Regions from separate parts of the Mus musculus genome. Here region 2 is linked to region 1. A link is a loop called in an ENCODE intact Hi-C map of the cell type or tissue named here. Cell type or tissue: heart. All regions are shown on one strand. Links, peaks and the distances in the headings refer to the core of each region. The heading gives the core; the rest is flanking DNA.

Region 1 (2,915 bases), core at 104-2,603:
CAAGCACACAGGTCCTAAAATAAAATAAAAAGCACTACTCGGGAGGCAGGGGCAGGAGATCTCTGTGAGTTCAAGGCCAGCCTGATTTACACAGCAATCTTCACGTCAGCCAGAGCTGCATAATGAGACCCTGTCTCAAAAGTTATAAATAAGCTACACATTGCAATCATAAAACATAAGCATCAGCAAGAGAGGCTAATTAAGAAAAGTGGGTCGTGTTTAGCAACCAGCAGAGTGCAGGATCCGCTCAGGCTGGTGGCCCGCACCCGTGGTGACACTGGTGAATGCTGCCTTCATGAGCAGGAGAACTCAAGGGTGAAGTGCCATTACGACTGTAAGTGCTACTACTATAGTAGTTAGCGTCTCTCAATTAACTCAGGAATTTAATGCAATCTCAATAGTAAAACCCAGTGGAATTTTATTACTGCTACTTGACAAGATGACTTTTAAATTTTCATGGAAGTAAATGTTACGCATAGCAAAGTCAATTTGGTGAGAAAAGAAAAGAGAACAAAACAGGCACCCTTGAATAAAAATGAGAACATACGGCACAGCTTCCGGAGCCTTGTTGTAGGATGAATTCATTTTTTTCCTTCCCCTGTTTTATTTCCAGACAAGGTCTCATTGTAGCCCAGGCTGGCCTCAAGCTCACTATGTAGCCAAGGATGACCATGAACGGATCCTCCTGCCTCTGCCTTCCAAGTGCTGAGAAGAGAGGCTTTTGCTCAGTTCATGTTCATCTTCCTCATAGATTCTAAATAGTATTTCAAACACTGAGATTATGTTTGTGGTAGACAATAAATTATTTTGGGGTAACGAGATATCCGCTTGGCCTCATGGGGTGGCACACACCCTCAATCCCAGCACCTCAGAGGCAAAGACAGGTGAACTCTGAGTTCCACACCAGCCTGCTTTACATAGTGAGTTCTAGGTGAGCCAGGGCCATTCAGTCAGGTCTTGTTTCAAAAAGAAAAGAAAAAAAAAGTCTATTAACAGTTTTTAACTGTGGGGTGGTGAGATGGCCCAGAGGATGAAGGCACTTGCCTTTTGAGTCTGAAATTCTTGAGCCCATCCTTGGAAGCTCCATGGTGGAGGGCGAGAAGTGACTCCCTAAAGATGCTTTCTAACTTCTGCACGTAACGCTGTGATGTGCATTCACCCCCAAATACATAAATGGAACATATTTTATTATGTTTTAAGATTGAGACTGGACTTGGTAGTGCTTGCCTGTAATCCTGGCACCCAGGAGGCAGAGGCAGGAGATTCAGGAGTTCAAACAACACAGCAAATTAAATACTAGCCCGGGCTACGTTAGACCCTGTTTCAAAAACCACAAACATTTACTTCTGTTGGGCTCTGGCTAGAACTCAAGAACTTGCACATACTAGGTGATCATGTTATCACTGGGCCACACTCCCTGCTTCTGACTACAATTGTAAATCTCATTCGGAGAATTCGACTGTTGTGTCCCTTGTCACAAAACAAGAACCAAATTGATGGGCAAGCATCGCCACCTAGTGGCCATGATTCACACTGTAGATGTCCTCTTGGTTGCAATTTTCGAAGGTTTTTTTTTTTTTTAAAACTTTTATTTATATGCATGTGTGCATATCTGTATGAGTGAATGCCACATGTGTTCAAGGGACCCTGGAGACAAGACGTCTATGTCAGAATCCCTGAAGCTGGAGTTGTTAGGTGGTTGTGAGTCACCTGATATGGGACCTGGGATCCAAATTTGAGTCCTATGCAAGTGCAGCAAGCACTCTTTTTTTTTTTTTGGTTTTTCGAGACAGGGTTTCTCTGTATAGCTCTGGCTGTCATTTGTAGACGAGGCTGGCCTAGAACTCAGAAATCCGCCTGCCTCTGCCTCCCAAGTGCTGGGATTAAAGGCGTGAGCCACCACACCCAGCTTTTTGGCTACTTTTATCTTTCGAACTAGGGTTTCACTATGTCAGCCAGACTGGCCTGGAACTAGGTATGTAGACCAGACTGGCTTCAAACTCAGAGATCTGCCTTTCTCTGGCTTTGGAGTGGTGAGAGTAAAGGTGTACACACCGGGCATGGTGTACAGTTCCTCCTTCACCATGCCTGCCTGGATACTGCCATGCTCCCACCTTGATGATAATGGACTGAACCTCTGAACCTGTAAGCCAGCCCCAATTAAATGTTGTTTTTATAAGACTTGCCTTGGTCATGGTGTCTGTTCACAGCAGTAAAACCCTAAGACAACACCTAATGACATCGTTCCACTCACACACCAGCTCCTTGCCAGACTGTTTAGTCAGGAAAGATACTTTGGCATCCGTAAACCGTCTTCATCCTCTTTCATTTTGCCCTCCATAGTCCAGATCTTTTTTGGGGAGTGGGGATGGGATAGGGTTTCTCTGTGTAGCCCTGGCTGCACACAGTCCTGGAACTCACTCTGTAGACCAGGCTGGCCTCAAACTTACAGAGATCCACCTGCCTCTGCCTCCTCGGTGCTGGGATTAAAGACCTGTGCCACCACTGTCCGGCTTTGGTCCATATCGTAAGACACACACACGTCCTCACTTCTTGCCTTGGCTTTCCGGGGTTGGATTGACTTTGCTTTCAGTTTATACTGGGAAGTCAGGTCCCTCCTTGTGAGTATCAAGTGTCTTTCTTGGTCCATGCTCTGCTCTCCTGAGACCTGACCTGAGACTGATCTGGATACTGTAAGCTGAAGCTTATGAATCTTGCAGCCGCATCCTGTGGTGAAGCATCCCCTTTGGGGAAGGACTTCGCCTGGATTCTAAACAACAGGAGGTGTGTCCCTTATCACATGAAAGCAATAGGCCAGCTGACTGCCGGCCTTCTTGGTGATTTACATCCCCACTGTAGCGGAGAGCTCTGTAAAGCTCTTTTCTGGGTGCCCCACCTTTTAGTTTACTTTGCAT
Region 2 (2,915 bases), core at 123-2,622, 140 kb before region 1:
CACTGCTTATCCCAGAACTCAGAGGTTAGATCAGGCTACAGAGTGAGAGCCATTTCAAAGCCAAAACAGACCAATGGCATCTATGGAACAAGTCCTCTCCTGAGAGGATTAAGACCGTCTAAGAGATGAAAACCATTTAATGCAGTAAGAGATGGTTACAGAGGAACGAGTCTGAACTGGAAAATACAAGCGTTACTGACAGGCACTGCCTGTGCACAAAGAAGCTCCAGTACACTCCAGCAGTGGGAAAAGTTGGCCAAAGATCAAGGTTGCCAGCCGAAGCCAGTCTTTCCCTGTCGTGAAAGGAGGCAGGAGGGTGTGGACAACTGAGTGTTTTGAGTGATATTCATATAGATGTTATGATATATTGTTACGAATGGTTTATCAATATTATTGCTACTGTTACTGAATACAAGGTCGCATGGATCCCTGTTTGACTTCAGAGTCTCTGTATAGCAGGGGACAAAGTTGAACTTGTCTTTCTGCCTCCATCTCCCATGGGCTGGGATTACAGATATGTGGTACCCTTTATGTTTCCTGTAGTACATAAACCACGTATGTATGTATGTACGTTACCCTTTATGTTTCATGTAGTGTATGTATGTATGTATGTAGTGCTGAAGGTAGGGGCCTGTGCATGTTGGCAAGCACACTACCAGCTAAGCTACATCCTGGCCCCAGAATATTGTTTTAGTATCACTGTGTTATTTTTAATCTTTTGTATGTAATTAAAACAAAAACCTTTGTAATGTTTTCTTTCTTTGTTGTTTTGAGAAACATGGTCTTATCTCCTAGCCCTGGCTGACATGAATTCCCTACTTGGACAGTCTCTTCTCCAGCTCATATCCTCCCAAGTGTTGGAATGTCAGGTGTGCATCCCAGGACCTTGCAGAACTTTCATCCTAAGCATATGTAGGGAAAAAAGTTTGGAGTGATTTAATTTCAGGCATGCATCTTAGAACGTAGCCCCTGCTGCAAAGGAGTAGGACTCCTGTTTCGGTCTTATGGAATCTGGTTAAATATTCCAAAGAGCAGTGAAATCCGGGGGCAAAGAGCAAGTTGTTCTTTTGACAACTTAATGAATAGCCCTGGACAGAGTCGACAGAGTTGAGTCACAATCGGATTAGGAAAGGAAACGAAGGGTGTAAATATTGTTAGGGAAAATCGTAATAAAAACCAAAAAACGTAGGCGGCTTCTCTAATCAGACTGCTTCCCAGGAATCCTTAAAGACTCCGTGGAGTGCAAAGAAATCCAACATGGAGATTGTAGATGAGGCTTTGTGGGTGCGGTTTCATACAAGAAAGTCGACCAGAGAACGCCAATCCTTGAACCCGAATTCAAAGGCAGGGTTTTGGAACTACATCAAAAGAGTGGCTTGCACGGAAAGTTTTCCAGCAAGCGACAAAGAGGCTGGGAGGCTGGAAAAAGCCTTGTGGCCGCCACCTACCGAGAAGCAACGGGTGGGGGAGGGCGCCCGAATATTCGGCGGACATAAGCGGTGGGAAGGAAAAAAAAGAAAAAAGAAAAAGGAAAAAACAAACGAACAAACACCACAAATTCACCCAATTCTGTCCTTTGCATTAACAGCTAAGTTCTTCAGACTCGGGCTTTTTTAACTTTTGCATTTAACTTAGATGAACAGTTAGTTGATACTCTTCGAAAGTCATTGATCTTATGAAGTAGTTGAGAAAAATAAATATAATGGCCGGAGGAGGGTCTTAAGTTTACTTTCTTTGTAGCTGTGGGGACGATCAGGATTTCTTCAATTCTCCTTCTAAATGTGGAGCTGTGTAAAGACTCGAAGAGAGAAGAAATGGAAATCACGAGTTCCTCACCCCCTCCCATCCGTTGCCTGTCCCAAGTTTGGGCAAGTCCACTCTGGTTGCTTCTAAAGCCAGCTTTGAAAACATTGAGTTCTTTGTGTCCCGGAGCTGGGGGGACCTCCCTCTGCAAATCAGGCGACAGGCCAGCCCCGGGGCTCCCCTGGCCTTTGCAATGTCCCTAACTTTGCAATTTGCAAAGGGATGTTGGTAGCAAAGAGTTATTTAAGTGGAAGTTGTGGCCTGCTGGAGAAGGAAGGGGGGGGACACTAAGTTCTAGGTCTCACCCCACTCCCCTCCCCCATCCGGGCGGCCGCGCAGGCCCCAGGTGCAGCCATGTTCTCGCTCCCACCACCCGCGCGCTTCCATTGACAGTCCAAGCCGGAGAGGGCCGGGCGCCGCGGCGCTTCGCCTCGGCCTAGAGGGGGGCGGTGGGGAGAGAATCAGGGTTCATGCCGCAAGGCTGTCTGGGAGTTATAGTTCGGGGTACCCACCCGTTGCGTAGGTGAGCGCGGGTTCAGAACTACAACTCCCGGTGGGCGGTGCTGCTTGTGCGCACGCGCAGCGGCACCTTCGAGGAACAAAAAAAAAAAAAAAAAAAAAAAAAGGCAAAAAAAAAAAAAGGGGGAAAAAAAAGGAGGAGGAGGAGGGTGAGAGATAAGCTGGGAGAGCAGAGAAAAGGGGGCACCGGCGGCCCCCCCGCTTCCCTGCACGCGCTTGCCGCCCGCCTGCCGCGGTTATCCCTGGGCTTCGTCCCTGTTCCCCCCCCCCCCCCCCGGCGTCTGGCGACCCAGCGTGGAGCGAGGCCCCGCCGGGGGCGGCCATGCGGCGGTGACAGGAGCACGGCCGAGACGCACGGGCCCCCCTCGCCCTCTCACCTCCACCCCGTTCGCCAGCTCGCCGAGGCCCCTCCGGCCTACACTCGCTTGCTGTCCGCATCCCCCCCTCCCCGACCCTCCCCGGCTGCTCTTCGGGTGAGTCCCTGTCGCCTCAGATCGTCCCCTTTCCCTCGAGTGTCCCCTCCGTCGTCCCCCTCTGCCTCGGGGTGCCATGGCGAACAGGGGCGTCTTTATTCGACACTCTGCCCCCGTCGG

The links. Peaks named below come from ENCODE experiments on the same cell type or tissue, not always from the same donor. Only the 100,000 strongest peaks of a DNase experiment are listed, where the experiment ranks them.
Region 2: it touches region 1 in a loop (2.5-fold over the local background); 3 of 42 quality-filtered maps call a loop at or near these places.

Annotation. Positions count from the first base shown.
Region 1 is chr5:134,178,634-134,181,548 of GRCm38, reverse strand. It overlaps a transcript of Rcc1l not described here. Among named protein-coding and RNA genes, the nearest start is that of Rcc1l, 3.3 kb to the right of the region's middle. In heart, for the core only: a CTCF peak has its summit at 1,516 (motif pointing left); no DNase peak of the experiment used is centred there.
Region 2 is chr5:134,314,263-134,317,177 of GRCm38, reverse strand. It overlaps Gtf2i (general transcription factor II I), which reads left to right and starts at 2,418. Exons shown (of 34, transcript NM_010365.4): 1 at 2,418-2,795. In heart, for the core only: CTCF peaks have their summits at 1,455 and 2,293; DNase peaks (open chromatin) are centred at 1,387 and 2,227; H3K4me3 peaks cover 1,906 bases; H3K27ac peaks cover 2,497 bases.